Regions from separate parts of the Mus musculus genome. Here region 1 is linked to region 2. The links are chromatin loops, found by intact Hi-C in ENCODE. Cell type or tissue: heart. All regions are shown on one strand. Links, peaks and the distances in the headings refer to the core of each region. The heading gives the core; the rest is flanking DNA.

Region 1 (8,338 bases), core at 255-8,254, 240 kb before region 2:
ATGTGAGCAGCCAGAAATCAAAGAGGGCGAGGCAATAGGAAATAAGGTGCAGGGTTTGAGCGCATCGATGCTGGGATGAGCAAGGATGTTCATTCTGCTCCCAGGCGCATTAGGAGAGGCAGACAATATTAGGGTCTGAGGACAGGCTCCTGCCCTGCCCCCCACCCCCCCCACCCCCGTGATCACTTAATAGTGAAATAGCAGTGTAAAGAGGCTTCAGTCACAAACTGCTTCATTAGTGGGTCAACTGTCTTGCAGAATAGTCTACCCCACTTGAGGTTCTATTACTCTCCTCTATCTTGAGTATAAGGTACAAGTTTACAAGCCATCTTTGTCAAGGAAATGGCAGGAGGCTTGCTCTCTACGGGAGTAAAAGAATCAAATAACCTACAAATAGGGAGCGTGGGCCCTGGGCTGAAAGACAGCTTGATATTGAAAGTGACCTTGAGGTTTCTCTGCTCAACCTCAGAGAACCACAGGAAGAGAAAATAAAACCAGTGGTGATGGTTCAGTATAATCAGGTGTTTTAAATGTTCTAAAATGCTATCTATTTTTAATGATCTTTGATGCCAGAAACCCAAGGAAGATAGGTCAAGCTTAAAAATAGCCAGTAAGTCGTTGTGTGGTCCCATGTTTGACAACGATTTCAGGCTTCCCTGAACCATAACTTTATAATATAGAGGTATGGAAGAGCATCCCTAGTTCTTAAGATTAGAAGGGACAAAGAAAAGGAATGTGTGGGGCAAGGTATGTCAGCGAAGATGCCTACCATAGCTAAGTGAGTTCAAGATCCACCCACACCTTTGGCAGAGACAATGAGAGCCTTTGTTCAAGCATGTCTATGATTCAAACAAAACTTTACTGAGTCTCTAGTATATGTGAGGTATTGAACCAGGCAGGCAGCCATCTGGGAGAGCATCCTTGGATCGACTACAAATATCTACTGATTTTGAACTGTTCATAAGCCATCTCACATTTTTCCAAAAATAAAGCAACGTGTGATAGTCATCCCACTTCCATTTCTCTCCGAGTTGCGGATCCAATGAGTATTTAATCATTTGATCTATACTAAGTATTTTCCTAGATTCTGAGAACACCAAAATATTTAGAATCCAGCCTTTGACCTTAAAACTCACCATGTAGGTGCTTTCGGTAATTTCAATTAAATGAGGCCACCATGATAATTTTTATATCATCAAAATGCTATAAAATTTTCCAGGGGTGCGCAGGGGTAAGGGATTTAATTTTTAAGGGGATATTAGCAATTTTATTGGTCTATCAAGTAGGAGTTGTAGCTGGCAGGACAAAGAAAATCAAAGGTGTCTCTTGCTGACGTGAAAGGATGCCCTGCAGAGGACCAGGGGTGCAGGAGGACTCAGGCAGGAGGTGTTGATATGTGCATGTGAGAACAATGTGCTTGGGAAGACACCTGAACACCTTACTACAAAGCAAGGCACCCACAGGACAATCTGGGCAGCTCTGCCAAGGAGTCCAGACTCCATTCACTGAACAATGGGAGTGCCTTTATCAAACCAGGCCTAGAAAAAAAATGTAAACAAAACACACAACTGCAAGCCTGTATACAACAAACAGCTGTCTCACTCTGCTTGGAAAATGAAAAACCATAACAGTCCAGGTTGAGCCGAGCTATGAGTGGATGGATGGTGTTTCCCCCTGGGGTGGAGCAACACCAGGCATAGGTCTTATACCTTCATGCACATATTCACCGGCCTCTCGAAATAAAATAAAATGAAAATGAAAGCAAGCTCAATGTCTGAGGCTGTGTGATACCCCTGATACAGTTAATTGATAACTGTAACAAAAACAGTTGTGCAAGAGCTTTCAGGGAAGTTGTGAGAACAAATAGCATGTAAGGATGTAGCATGAATAAATGCATACTACAGGGTACTCTGGGGAGCAGGAGCCCAGCCCTAAACAACAGAATGCCCATGAGAGCTGCCTCTGCACTTTCTCCGACACACACCACATCTTCCCACCAGAGCTGGTACATCTCCTGTAACTGATACCCATGCCCCTATGAACACTGATGAATAATAGGTATCCTTCTGCATGTGTCAGAACTAATTCCAGGAGCATCCTCTTCCATGCCAATCTAGAGTCAACCTTTGAAGCCTGTTCATACAACTCTCTTTGAGAAGGAGAACAGATAAATTTCTTCCAAAGGGAATCACTAGGCAGTGAGAGGTGCCACCATCAATAGATGGGAAATTCAAGTGCACCTCCGGTGTGTGATGGTCCACCATTGTCTTGCATGCAAAATAATGGACTTCACAAAATTTGACACATTCCACTCCAAAATACTGCAGTTAGTTAATTAATCCATGTTTGGTAATCTTATCCATAAAACATCAACAGTGCCTCCTAGTCCATTAACCCCTTGAGTTTCTGGGAACTGCTTTGGAATTGGTCTTAAAAGTTTCAAGTCAGATTGTCTTTGCAACTGATTGGCAAATGACTGGGTCAGTTACATAAACTCAATATGACCCACAGAACTTACCAGCAAAGAGAGCTTAATTTCCCTGCCTCCTACATTTTGCTCTTGGAAGTATTTTAGAAACCATGGCAATTTATAATCACAAAAGGTGTTGTTAGCCAGGATCAAATAAAATAACAAATAAGGTCTTAACCCTCAAGTGCTTTTCCAAGTACTACATAATTGAGTGTACAGCTTGATCTCTTCCACACTCCAACCCTACCCCCACTTTTTTTGTATTTTCCATGATCAACCTTTAACCTCTTGGAGGCTTGGAGGTTGCCTCCTTGTGTAGTCAGTTGAAGAAGAAGCCGAGAGCCAGGGCAGCTGCAGCTGCCTTGTCCTGATCATAGTGACAAGGATGAACCTGAAGACCCAGCTGCTGAGGCCCAGTTGCCCAAGGCTAACTCAGTGTGGAAGGTAGAGTAGAGGAGTGAGGCCCACTTTATGTTACCTGAGGGACTTTTGAGGTTTAATTGCAACCGGTTTTCATGAGCCTCTGCTCTGAGCCAGAGCTCAGGCCAAGCCTCCTTCCATGAAAGCCAGATTGAACCTTTCTAGGTTAATGACACATGAGAGAGAACTTCACAGTCGTTTCTGATGACATTTCAGTTTCTAAGAGCAAGTCCATTCGTGACTCTGCCTCCTTCAGCCTTCCCGGCACTGTAAGGCACACAGCCTTCTCCTGACTGATCCCTGATGTATCTCGGGCTTAGCCACAAAGAGAGAAAACTTGCTGACCAGACATGGCTCTCATGCGCTCACCCTTTGACCCTGTTTTAAAACCTTGTGTGGGACACCTGCTGCATCTTAAGCCAATCCAAAGCACAGGAGATCTAAAGTCACCTCTGAAACTTTCCAAGGAGTCTAGAGTGGTTCCTTCACAAAAGGGAAGATGGGGAAGATGTACATGCTTAATTTAATAGGAGCATCTTGCCCTAAGTGTCATGAGAGAAAAAATGAAGGGAGGAAGGGGGGGAGGGAGGGGGGAGGAAAGAGGGAGGGAGGGAAGGAGGGAGGGAGGAAGGGAGGGAGGGAAGGAGGGAGGGAGGAAGGGAGGGAGGGAGGGAGGGAGGGGGGAGGGAGGGAAGAGAGAGAGAGAGAGAGAGAGAGACTAGAGAAGGAAAGACAACACACACAAACACATGAATCATTTGCAGGAGAAAACTAGAGCTTATTCTTATTTTGGGGCATCTCCCATAAGAACATTGCTTTATTTCGCCGACAGAGAGAAAAAGAGTGACATTTCGCTTCAGCTCCAGGCACAGAGGGGGCCAAAAGGCAAGCCCCACAGAAGAACATCTGGTTGGCAAACACCGAGGAACACAACACCTGCAAGCTCCTCATGTGTTTACGCAGTAACTGCTTGTCCATTATCCACACAAAATATGTTCTGGGGCTGGAAACCCGTACCCTGTGCCAACAAAGTCTGGAGCGATAACGCGGCCTGTTTATCTTGGAATTCCCTGTCCTTGCATGGGCGGGTCGCCCTCAGCCAAGCCGACTCTGGAACATTTTTGTGCCTAGCGCCTCCCTGCTGAAACTTCAACAAGCTTGGAACTGGAGACTGAGGAAAGGGCGTTGGAGAATGCAAGCATAAAGAACGACTGCTGGGCTGCGGGAGTCGTTTGTGCTATTATTTACTCGAGTGTGAAGATTTGCTGGCAGGGCTCTGTCATTTCTGAGCCTCTGGAAGTAGTTGCATGTATCAAAAAACATCACCAAAACAAGCCATCTGAACACCCACACTTACAGGAAACCTTACCCGGGAGACTCAGAATTCTTCTAAAAGAACAAGGCCTGCGGCTTGTGACTCTGCCCTTGGCAGCTGGGGTTGGGAGCCCCCGGCATAATTTATTGTGTCTCCCTTTGAAGCACTCTCTGCTACATAGGAAGCATCCACCCAAGAGACCTGTCTGGAAGCCGTGTGATGGCGACCAGGGCAGAAAAGTCCCCCCCATCAGTCAAAGCCCACACTTGAGGGTTGGGGTCAAGCCCTACACCAACCCTAGCACCACCCTGAGTCAAAATTACTGCTACGGTGAACGCTATTGGCTTGGGAAACAGTGAAAGCCTAGAACGTGGAAGTGAGAAGAGAGGTGTGGGGAAAACAGTCGAATTCCTAGGTATTGGAGTTACAGATCTGTGGGTCTTTTCCTCACAACTCAAAGCTCCTCAGCTTTTAGCCTAGAAAAAGACGGGGAGCTTCCAGGGTCAAGTTGCTTAGCCACGTGGTTTCCCCTCAGGTCTGGCTGGCTGCTCCCTGCTATACCTTAAGGCTTATCATAACTGAAGGACAAGGTACACGCATCGTCGGTCCCCTGCCCATGTGCTCAGCAGGTCCGGTGTGTGTTGGATTGCCTCTCTCTGTCAAAGGCCTTGTGCCTGGTCCATAGAATAAAGTTAAGGAGTCACAAAGTGTGATGCCCAGGAGTCGAAGGAGCTGGGACCCGTGTTGCTTTGAAACTGTGTCTAAACCATTATCCTTATACAGAATTAGACACTACTCTCATACCGAATTACACATTTCCAAGCATGCAGCTCTTCCTCCTCTTGCCTTGTCCTGGGTATGTTAACCCCATTCCCCTTTGACCTGCTCCTCGCTGTATGTCTGAAGACAGGTTTTTGTTCATTAGACATCCTGATTTGTATTTGATCTTTTATGTTTCCTGACTTCTGTGTATAACACACTCAGCTGCATCCAGACGCATCCCATCTAACAAGCAATCTCTAAGGCTCAGCACCTTTATTGTTATTTAATGCTTGGTCCTCTGAAGAGACCATGTCCCAGTAGAATGGCCCAGTGGAGATGAAAACCAGGTAAACCCAGGAAGAGTCACATGATCTCTTTTAAAGACAATATTCACAAAGTACTTCCTATCTCTCAAATTTGTAGTCATTTATTTAAAATTTGCTTATCCCCAGATGCCCTGCCTAGCAACAGCATCAGCCTGACTCTATGCAACAGCAGGGTATGTGAGCCTAGGTTCAGTAATGGTTATGTATTTATGGTGCTTCAGAAACCAGAAACCTTGAACCAGCCCAGCAGTTTATTGCAATGAATATTTGCATGTAAATCTGCTTGAGGGTATATATATATATATATATATATACATATATATATATATATATATAGAGAGAGAGAGAGAGAGAGACTGCAGTTTCTGATGGCATTTCAACAAATGAGTATGTGATGGAAAGATGAAAGAGCTAGAGGAAATGAGTGGTGTCTACTCAGTGGAGAGAGATGGAGGTAGAGACATGACAGCAATGACAGGTGTGAGAGATGGCTGCAGTGGACAGGAGAGCATGTCGCTGAGTAGGGCAGACAGAGTGATGTGCAGCCTGGAGCTTGCATAGACTCAGACCTCAAATATGGTGCCCCCACTGTACAATCGCCCTGGTTCTGAGCAATGACCAGATAGCCAAGATGAAAAATGGTTCATTTTCTGGATTTGACTTCCTCAAAAGACCTCTATGATCCATTCTGCCCCTGGAAGTCACTTTGTGATCTGTGGTCCACTGCCCACATAGTGTTGAAGCCCAAGGTTCATTTGGATGTCCCAGGTCCTACAGCAGCCAGGAGCCATGTTGACGTCTGTGGAGTGAAGTACCACAAAGGCCATGTGTATAGTCTGCTGCTGCCTGAAGTCATGTTGATGTTCAGGGTCCACGCTGCTAGCAAGGGCTATGTCTGGGTCTGTGGTCCTCCTGCAGCCAGGAGTCATGTTGATGTCTGTAGCCTATGTTGCCACCAAGAGCTAGGATGGTGATCATCACACATCCTGTGGCAGAGGGTCATGATGATGTCCGTGGCAGTCTGTACTGCCACCAGAGACCATGCTGAAGTCTGTGACACATGCTGATACCAGAGACCAACCATGTGGAAGTCCATGCTCTGTGCCCCTTCTGACTGTAAAGGACAAGGAAGCTACTTTTGCTGTGGTATTGATGACCACAGACTCACAGCTGAGAAAGAGGGAAATAGGCTTATTTGACAACCCCTATCTCCCCATACCTTCTTACTCCCCCCAAAAAAGTAACAGCCTAGACAGAAAGCCATTGAGGAGAACTCTTAAAAGTTGTGAAAAGCACTCCTTACCCCATGACACCTGTGACAGTCAGGAGAGCTGGCCCCAGGGTCATAAGAGTGAAGAATGGGCCCTGGCTCTCAACAGCTGCATGCAGTACTCAGGAGAATGGGCCCTGTACCTTGCCTGGGTAGGACAGGCGAGCTGCCCCTGGTGGCCAGGGCATGGGAGATCTGGCCCTGCCACTCATCTTCCCTGAGGTGATGTGGTCACAGGAGTTACACCCTCCTGCTCCCCTTGTGACCTGAAGTAATCAGGAGAGCTGGCCCCACAGCCATCAGAATGCCCCTGCCCTTTACCAGCTGTAGCACTACGGAAAATAGGCCCTGTACCTCACCTGAGCAACACAGTGGAACTGGCACTGGTGACAAAGGCACAGGTAAGCCAGCTCTGAGGGTGTGAGAGCAGGACTGACCCAGATCCTCAAAAGCCGCAGCACTTGGGAGAGTGGACCTTGCACCTTCACTAGGCAGTACAGTGGAGCTGGCTGGATTCTGCTGGCATGAGTGCCCGTGAGCTGGTCTCAAGGGCATGGGACCAGGAGAGCTGATCTTGTTCCCGGCTCACTGTCACACTGAGTGAGCTTCTCAGGGCAGTGCTGGAGAGCTTGCCCTGGTGGTGCAGATACAGGGGAGCTGCTTGGCTGACCATCAGTTACCACCCAGGCCCAGATCCAGGGATCTGAGTTGTCCCACCCCAAAATCTACCTCATCTGTGAACAGTTGGAGCATGCGGCCTGTCCTTCTGCTCCAAAGCTACAGGATCTCCACGACTCAAAACAACAGCTGCCAACAGGGAGGCGTCCCAGTGAGGATTCAATATTGATGGTGTCACAGAAGCCAGAGGCATCTAACCAGGCCAGTGACTCGTGACAATGAATTTATATGCAAGTAAAGATTCGTGGACAAAAAAAGGGTCTATTGTGGCACACACTGTGACACACTACAGTTTCCATGATGAGATGTTTTCTATGTTTTGTTTGGGTTTTTTATTTTATTTTCTTTGGGAGAGGAGGTTGCAAGAACAGAGGATGGATCCAAAGGGATGGGGAGACGAGTGGGACTGGGGTACATGATGTGAAACTCACAAAGAATCAATAAAAAGCTTTTTCAAACCTGAGGTAAGAAAGACGTTCTCCGTGACTGATGGCTTTGGTGGAGGTTCAGGTAGGAAAGGATGCAGTTTTCTTTAAGGGGCTGCCCACTGAGAGTTTGACAATACCCCAGTGAGTATGTGGTAACACAAACTGAATTTGTTTTTCCTCCTTCTCCTCTTCTTCTTCTTCCTCCTCCTCCTCTTCTTCCTCCTCCTCCTCTCCCTCCTCTTTCTCCTCCACCTTCTCCTCTCCCTCCTGGCCTTCTTTTGTGGGGGAGGGGTCACTCAGGTGGAGAGGCAAACTTGGGAGGATTTGGAAGTGAACGTGATCAGTGTTCATTAAATTATTATAAAAAAAAATAAAATAGAATCTGTTCAGCATGCCTCAGGATTGCCCGCCCTGTCAGCCAACACTTTCATCGTGCACAGCCTGGAGAAGCCGTGTGAGCTCTATTAACCTTGCAAAGTTCTCGGAAAAGATATGATTATTCCTGTGCTATACGTGGATACACTGTGCTAAGCAAGAAGTATAAACTGCGTCGAGCTACATTGCTATAAAAAGATGATTCCAGACAGAATATTTGTTTCATTGATTAATGTATTATTTTACATCCCAATCGAGCTTCCCCTCCTTCCTCTCCTCCCAGTCCCTCTCTCC
Region 2 (8,338 bases), core at 70-8,069:
TCGGAGAAACAAATGCCCCATGGCCTAAATCTCATTTGTCAGCACTTAGCAATGTTCTTCCAAACTCCAGCTCTCATCCAGCTGATTCTCTAGTGCAAATGTGGAGATTCTGAACACTTGCTCACATAGGAGAGACCTGTCCCTTGTTTATGCTAATATGGAAATTCCATCTTTGTGTTTCTCAAACAATAGGGAAAACTATGCCTCTATTTTGTAAATATACTTGTTAAAAATTGTGCTGTGGGTATATAATGGATGGAAAGTAAATATCATGCATTGTTTACTAAATAGTAAAATATGCTTAAAATTTCTTAAAATTGACTTTATATAACATGCAAGAATGACAATAGGGATCTTGGGGATGTTTGTTTTGCTTTGGGGGATATCTCTTGCATGACAGAGAATCCTGGGCAACAGCATGATCCCCAAAGACAGTTTTAGGCTCCAAGTTCTCTGAAGTATCCCTGTGCCCTAGACATACATCTCCCTTCTCTCTCCAACTCACATGGCCATGGATAAACTAGCTACACTGGCAAAGGCCACTCCCCCAGGAATTAGTTCCATGTTTAGGTCTCACACAGTTATGTCTGGACACAGGGTAGTATCCCAGGGAGCAGGCGATTTCTCCCACACTGGGCCAGCTGTGGCAGCATTTCATATTTGACATGGCTGAAGGATTCCATCATTTATGTTAGCCATGGCTTATTAAAATGCCTGGGCTTGCAGGAGATGTTATTTTCACAACTGTTCAGCCCATAGGACTTTCATATGGTGGTTAGAATGAAAATGACTGCCATAGGCACTTGAGGAGTGCCACTATTAGGAGGTGTGTAACTTTATTTTTTTTCAAAACCTATTTCTAATGATAGTTCTTAAATGCTTTAACCTCCCTTCTAGGCTGCCACCCACTAGGGATAGTGGAAAAGAAAGTATACAGGGAAAATGGACCTGTTTAGAAATGGTTCTTTGGAGTAGATCCCATCTGTGTTGTTAGGAAATCTGTTGTTCAGTTGACAGGGCAGCAGAGGCAGATTGATCCGCTCGTAAGCACTTCACGGATATACCAACAGTCCAGTTCAGTAGTGTCAGGATAGCAGCAGCAGTGGCACAACCTAGCAGGAATGGCCAGGCCTCAGCCGAATCAGCAGGAGGCAGCAGCAAGAACCAGGAGAGACACCAGAAGTTCTCTGCTGTGCCTTTCTCAGTGAAGCAAAGATCAGCAAAGACTCGAGACCAACAAGCACTGCACAGCTAGCTCTATAAGAAAGCCTAGCCCATGCATCATCACTTTCGGTGGAGTCCTATTTACACTTCCTCCAAACATCACCCTTCACCCGTACTTTATAAATGCAGAAACAGAAGTACAGAACAGCTCTTTTTAACTTCCCCCAAGATATTCCAGCTTGAGTGGGCAAGTAGTTCCTTGAGTCGAGGAGCTGGTGACTATTGAGGGACGTGGATGAGAAGATGGGATATGAAGATATGAAAGATATGATTCAAAAGATATGAAAGCAGGAAGAAGCTGGATTGTAGCCATCTGCACATATCATGTTAGGAATTCACACACAATTTAACGAACCCTGAAAAAACAAAAGATGATGCAGGGAGCTGGAAAGGACTCCAGGAAGTTGGTGCCATGTCCCACATGGAAAATTTTAGAGCAAGCAAGGTTGGGGGTGGAGTTCCAGGAAGCTAGTCAGATGATGTGCCCTGAAGTGGGAGATAGGAGCCAAGGTAATTCCAAGAGCCATTGGTATGGTAGGTCTAGTCAACCAGGCTCTACTAGCAGACATGATTGATTAACAGAGGTGAAGCAGGAAGGGACAAAACATAAGAGGGGACTTCCACAAAATCATGGGTTCCATGTCAATGGTGTGGACTACCAGAAGAATTCTATGAGAATGTTCAGTAGGGACTAGGTCTTATCTTCCACTATTTGTGGACAGAAGGCTAACTCAAAGTCTGCTGAAAGTTTACTCTCTTAATGTGACCAGAATGTTCCCAGGGACTGGCTGCCTCATCCACGTAGTGTTTGGGAAGAACTGTTGTTTGCTGTGGAAAGCACTGCTGTGGAGAGCATTGTGCCTGAGTCCTCCTAGCCTGTGTGCCTAACCATTTCTTTTTAATTTTTTTTCACATAAATGGATGTTTTGCCTGCATGTCTTAGCTGTGTGCCTCAAGCATACCTGATATTCTTGGAGGACAGAGGAGGGCATCCAATCCCACGGGGGCTGGAGTTACAGATAGTTGTGAGCCATAATGTTGGTGCTGGAATGGAACCCAGGTCCTCTGGGAGAGAAGCCAGTAGTCTTACCAGCTGAGCCATCTCTCTGGCCCCGTGGATTCCACTTCAACAGTGACTGGTTTTGGTCCTCCCAGGAGGGAGTTCTGATCCCACAGGCCCTGGTGAAAGATGACTAGATGAACTTCGCTGGACTATTCTTCCTTTACTCAACATCCTGAATTTTCTCTTAAACCCCAACTCAGATTTGATCCCAGACATATTTGCCCAACACTTTAAAATCACATGTGAGATATTAACGAAATTTAATCTGTATCTGTCTTATTCTTTCATGCTTAACGCATTCGCACACTGTGGACAAACAGCTACTTGAAATCCAGAAAGCCTTTTTTGGACATTTTATCTTTTGTCTCACACATAGGAAGGAACAAGCTGCTAAATATAAACAAGCTTTTTCTCTAGGAGGTTTAAATCTGATTTTAAAGGTGTTTTAAGACAGAAGTAAGAAGGGGATAAAAATTCAAGAATAAGGGGGCTGAAGAGATGACTCAGTCAGTAAAGTGGTTGTATGGACCTGAGTTTGGATTCCCTAGCACCCAGGTAAAAAGCCAGATGTGCTAGCATAGACCTACAATCCTAGCATTGGTGAGGCAGGGACTGGGGGCTTCCTAAAGCTCACTGACCTGCTAGTCTTGCTGAATATGTGAGCTTCATGTTCAAAAAGAGAGCCTGTCTTAAGAGATAAGGTAAATAATGATAAAAGGAAGACACCCACATCTGCTTCTGGCCTCCATATACACGTGCGCAAAATGTGCACATGTGTGTTCGAGCACACATACATATATACATACACACAGACACACACACACAAACATATACATACTCGTACACTTCAAACATACAAAAGCAGAGAAGGAAAGAGAGAGAGAGAGAGAGAGAGAGAGAGAGAGAGAGAGAGAGAGCGCATAAAGCATTGTAGGAAAAGAAAAACTGAAGCACTAAAGCCAGGGGTGTGGTGGGAAATACCAAGGTCACGAACACCATGCCCCATCGCTACCCCATTGACTTCGTGTCTCTCCATGGGAAAACACATTTTCTCAGTAGATAAAATCACTTGAAGATGCCAAAAGAGCAGACACGCTGAGTGACAGGGCTGCTACTTGGTGGATATTTCCAACCATTCCGAAAGGCTTATCTGTTAGTCACCCTGCTGTCCTGGACTGACCTGTGCCCCGCACCCCCCCCCCCTCCGGGGGTTCTGTCCCTGCAGGAGAGATCGCTGCTGGTGCATGAACTGTTTGAGATTAAATTATTTTTATTTGGGAAGTTTGCCCCTTCTCAGGAGAGAAACAGCAGAAGTAACTCTGACTCGGTATTTATTTTACAGCTGCTGACACATCCCAGGGTTATGAAAGATGTCTGCATTCTTTCCCTCTCATTTAGCCAACACTTTGGAGAACTCACTTTTGGGCTCTGCTCTTCGCTGCTCTCTTTCTTTCGAGAACAGACTGACCTTGGCGGTCTTCTTTTCTGCTGAGTCATGCACCCAGCACCCACCCCTGAGCCATGAGCTTGTGGAGATTTGAGGCGCTAAGTAGCCAAGCAGCTGAAGCAAGTGCTTCTGGAAGGAGGAATCCTCAGCTGGAGAAACTTAGGGCAAAATGTAGCTTTTGTATCCAGACCTAGGATCTCCGAGCCCCCTCTCCCACCTCCAGTCTCTCTGACCACAGCCCCAGTTGTTTAGGGACTGTGGGACCCCCCAGTGACAGAAGGGTCTCTTGAAGAATTCACTTGGGCAACTGGATGATAACCAGTGTATATTACTTTGGGCTAAAGTCAGTATTTTGTAGATAAAAGTTATTCTCATAATACAGTGTACACCAAATAACTGAAGCCAGATTCACCAATCTGACCAGGACAGTAAGATAACAGGGCAGGAGGTGGTCTGTTTTAGTCAATGTTCAATTGCTGTGAAGAGACACCATGACCACAACAACTCATATTAAGGAAAGCATTTAAATGGGGCCAGCTTACAGTTTGAGAGGTTTAGTCCATTATCATCATGGTGGGAAACCTGGCGGCATCCAGGCAGACATAGTACTGGAGAAATAGCTGAGAGTTCTATATCTGGATCCGCAGGCAACAGAAAGAGAGAGACACTGGGCCTAACTTTAGACTTCAAAATCTTAAAGCCCACCCCCAGTGACACACTTCCTCTAACAAGGCCACAATTACTCCAAAAAGGCCACACCTCCTAATCCTTTCAAATAGTGCCACTTCCTAAGTGTTCGAATATATGAACCTACAGGAATCATTCTCATGGTCCAAAAAATGTCCTAAGCCATCTCACTTCAACTGTTCCATCTTGTTTGTATCAGCTCCTCAGCTCTTATGTACATGGAGATATTTAAAGGGGATTTGCCCAGAGATTTTGATCTGCTGAAACCAGCTTTGGTGACATATCGTATATGCATGCACATACACACACATACACACACACACACACACACATACACACACACACACACACACACACACACACACACACACACACACACACACATGCAGGAGAAGAGCTGTATGATGGTTGCTGGCTGGTTTTGTTTTGGTTTTTGGGTTTATTTTAGTCTTAGACTAAGGAACTATCATCATTTTTTTAGTATGTTCTTGATGCTACTTACTTATTAATATGCCCCAAGGTTCTCCCACATAAAACTTGAAGTGTCTCAGGAGGGGAAAAGCATAAAATAGGAAAGCTGTCAGAAAAGAACATCACAACCAAAGAAATGTAATTTGTATTGGAAAGCATAGGCAATCCTTCAAGATGTCGCCAAGGACCCACCATCCTTCATTGTCTGCGTCTAACATGCTCTGAAGTTAAAATTCGGGACAGAAATGAGGGTGCACACAGTAACCATGTCAGGAGGATATAATGAACCTCATTAAGTATATTCCTAAAGTCTTTCAGTCTCCCGGGAGTCTTGGAGCTCAGTGTGGGAAGAGCAAATGAGACATCCAAGAAAAAGACAAAATGTATTGTCAGGTGGTGGTGGCGGTGGTGGTGGCAGCTGTGCCCACCTTTGATCCCAGCACTCAGGAAGCAGAGGCAGGCTGATCTCTTGAGTTCGAGGCCAGACTGATCTATAAATTAAGTTCCAGGACAGCCAGGGCTGTACAGAGAAAGCCTGTCACTAGAAACAAAACAAAGCAGACAAAGCAGGTTGACATGGTCTTCAGATAGAAAGCACCCATCCCTGACAGACATGCCAGTGATCCCTGGGTAACACTACCCTCTGTGACCAATGTGACCAATAGATGTCTCTTTCTTCCTGGCCAACAGCAGGGCCCACTTTCCCTATGCAAGAGAAGCAGGTATCTTTATGCTTAGCTGAGCTTAAGGAGCACATTTCAAACCCAAACTCACCCACCAAGAGGTTTTCCTAAGAGGCCCAGCAATCAAGACGCCCCCTCCCCTGGAAACAATACCAAGCAAACTAGCCATCAGAGAGGAGAGATCAAAGTTTGTCTGAAAACCATTCTACATGACTAGCCTCTGCCTCAGACAGACTAGACCCAGATTCCTCATCTTTAAAATTCAAGCTCCTTCATAAATGGCAAGGTAAATATACACACCCTAGGGTATACTGGGAGAGGCTGAGCATTAGATGCATACAGTAGTATAGAATACATTATGGGATGAAATGTACAATTAAATTGGAAGGGTGCCTACCCAGAATACATGAAGCCCTGGGTTCTATCCCCAGTACTACATAAGTAGGATATGGGAGTGCATCCTTGAAATCCCAGCACCATGGCGGAGGAAGCAGGAAGAACAGAAGTTTAAGATCATCCGCAGCTACTTGGCTGAGAGCAAAGCAAGCCTGGGCGACCTAAAACGTTGCCTCAAAAAACAATTTTCACCACGTCAAAAATACTGTCTCAGAGGTATCATCTTTCATATTACAAAGTATTTTCTATTTTTCATTTTTCAACTGTAACAAATGACAATGTGAACCCTGTGCTCTGCGCTCTCATGTGAGCCCACTGACACGCTGTGCCAGCCTCCCTCCACTGATACACTGTGCCAGCCTCCTCCCATCCTTCCCAAGCCAGGCTCCGGGTCCTCTCTGCCCATAGCTTCTTGTCAGTCCTGAGTATTTTTAGACCTGGCTGACTGGCTCCTCTTTTTCAAAAGGGCAGGACGAGCGCTTGGCACCAAGGATAGCAGTTTTCCAATTTGAAAAACAAGTCTCTGGTTTTGTGGTCACACTGACACTCGGAGAGGCCAGTTGGCTGCACCTACAGACCCTAAGCTGTCCTTGTAGAGCAGTATCTTTCAACCTGTGGGTCATGACCCCTTTGGGAGCCAAATGACCCCTTTCACAAGGGTCGCCTAACACTATCAGAAAACACAGACATTTACATTACAATTCATAACTAGCAAAATTGCAATTATGAAGTAGCAATGAAAATAATTCTATGGTTGGGGTCAGCACAGCATGAAGAACTGTATTAAAGGGCTGCGTCCTTAGGAAGGCTGAGAAGCACTGCTGTAGATGCTGGCTGGACCACCTTCTCTCCCTGTTGCCCATGCCTTACTCCTCAAGAGCACCTGAGGCACCCAGAAGAAGAGTACAAATGCTCTGCAAAGCAACATTACTTTTATGTCACTTGTTTTGTATTCTCCTGCCTCCCCTTCCCCAAACTACTCCCCCACCCCCATCCCCACCCCCAGGCTTTATAAATTTTGCTTTTTCCTCTGCATGACTATGGAACTTTCTATAAACCAGTGTCATAGAACTTATCACATGATTTCCATTTTTTAAAATTCTGTTTCCCCTGTTGAAATGACTGATAGTTATCTTTATATCACCAACTCCTAGCACCAACAGCAACTATTTGGCCAACAGGACCCCACTCCCTCCTCCCATATCTATGGCAGACATGACTAATCAATCATGACTTTCTTTGCTACTGAGCCTAAGTAAAGATGAGTTTTGACACAGTGACTGCAACAACTGGAAGTGGCAAAAGAAAGAGAGAGAGAGAGAGAGAGAGAGAGAGAAAGGAAGGAAGGAAGGAAGGAAGGAAGGAAGGAAGGAAGGAAGGAAGGAGAAGAGAGGAGAGAAGAGGAGAGGAGAAGAGAAGAGAAGAGAAGAGAAGAGAAGAGAAGAGAAGAGAAGAGAAGAGAAGAGAAGAGAAGAGAAGAGAAGAGAAGAGAAGAGAAAAAAGAAAGAAAGAAGAAAAAAGAAAAAAGTTTAAATCCTAATTGCAATCAAACTTTGCATAGTCTAAAACCCTGTAGATGTGCCATTAATTTTTTTTGTATTGATGAAGCTTTGCCAGGTTTCTGAAAATAAAAACAGCAAACTAATAAAGTAATGCAAATGCCTACATGCTGAAAACTAGGACAGGTACATAAACAGCCAGTTGGCAAACTCAGATATGGAACCAAAATATCTTCATGGAATTCACCCAAATTAGCTCAGTGAGAATGATGTAAGTGCACTGGGATCAGGCATGTTGCTCAAACCAATTAGGCTGATGAACTGTATTGTCGATATGTGTTGGCAAGAAGTTCGGTGCTGAAATTTTGACATGCATGATCTTGCTAGGATCACAGGGTTCACAAATAAGTATAGGCAAAAACATTAAGACAGTACTAAAACCATCTCCGAACATCTTAAGATGAGTTGGCCAACAGAATTTCACAGGAAGAGACACTCAGTGTGGACGAAGATTAAATGCTTTTTATTTATACAGTAAGGCAGCTAAGGAGACACTGGTGCAGATCTTGTATTTGGTAGGAACAATAATGCACGCTGGGGACGTGGCCCAGTGGCAGCTACACAAGCATGAAGCCTGATCAGAGCCCCTGGGACCCACATAGAAAGCCAGGCACAGTGGTGCACACCTGGATTTTCAACCCGGAGAGGCAAAGACAGGAGGATCCCAGGGCTTACTCACTGACAGGCCAGTCGAGCCAATCAGAGAGTTCCTGATACAGTGAGAGACGCTGTCTCAAAAAACAAGATGAGGGATGATGATGGAAAATACCCAACACTGCCCTCTGACCGTCACACCACACACACACAC

The links. A loop is a pair of places that touch in the nucleus more often than their neighbours do. Peaks named below come from ENCODE experiments on the same cell type or tissue, not always from the same donor. Only the 100,000 strongest peaks of a DNase experiment are listed, where the experiment ranks them.
Region 1: a loop joins it to region 2, with 4 times the contacts of the local background. A loop is called at or near these places in 4 of 42 quality-filtered maps.

What each region holds. Positions count from the first base shown.
Region 1 is chr7:73,033,037-73,041,374 of GRCm38, forward strand. No RefSeq gene overlaps it. Among named protein-coding and RNA genes, the nearest start is that of Gm6567, 65 kb to the right of the region's middle. In heart, for the core only: a CTCF peak has its summit at 4,017; DNase peaks (open chromatin) are centred at 3,935 and 7,045; H3K27me3 peaks cover 2,450 bases.
Region 2 is chr7:73,272,423-73,280,760 of GRCm38, forward strand. No RefSeq gene overlaps it. Among named protein-coding and RNA genes, the nearest start is that of 4930429H19Rik, 34 kb to the right of the region's middle. In heart, for the core only: no CTCF peak of the experiment used is centred there; DNase peaks (open chromatin) are centred at 3,469, 3,609 and 6,379.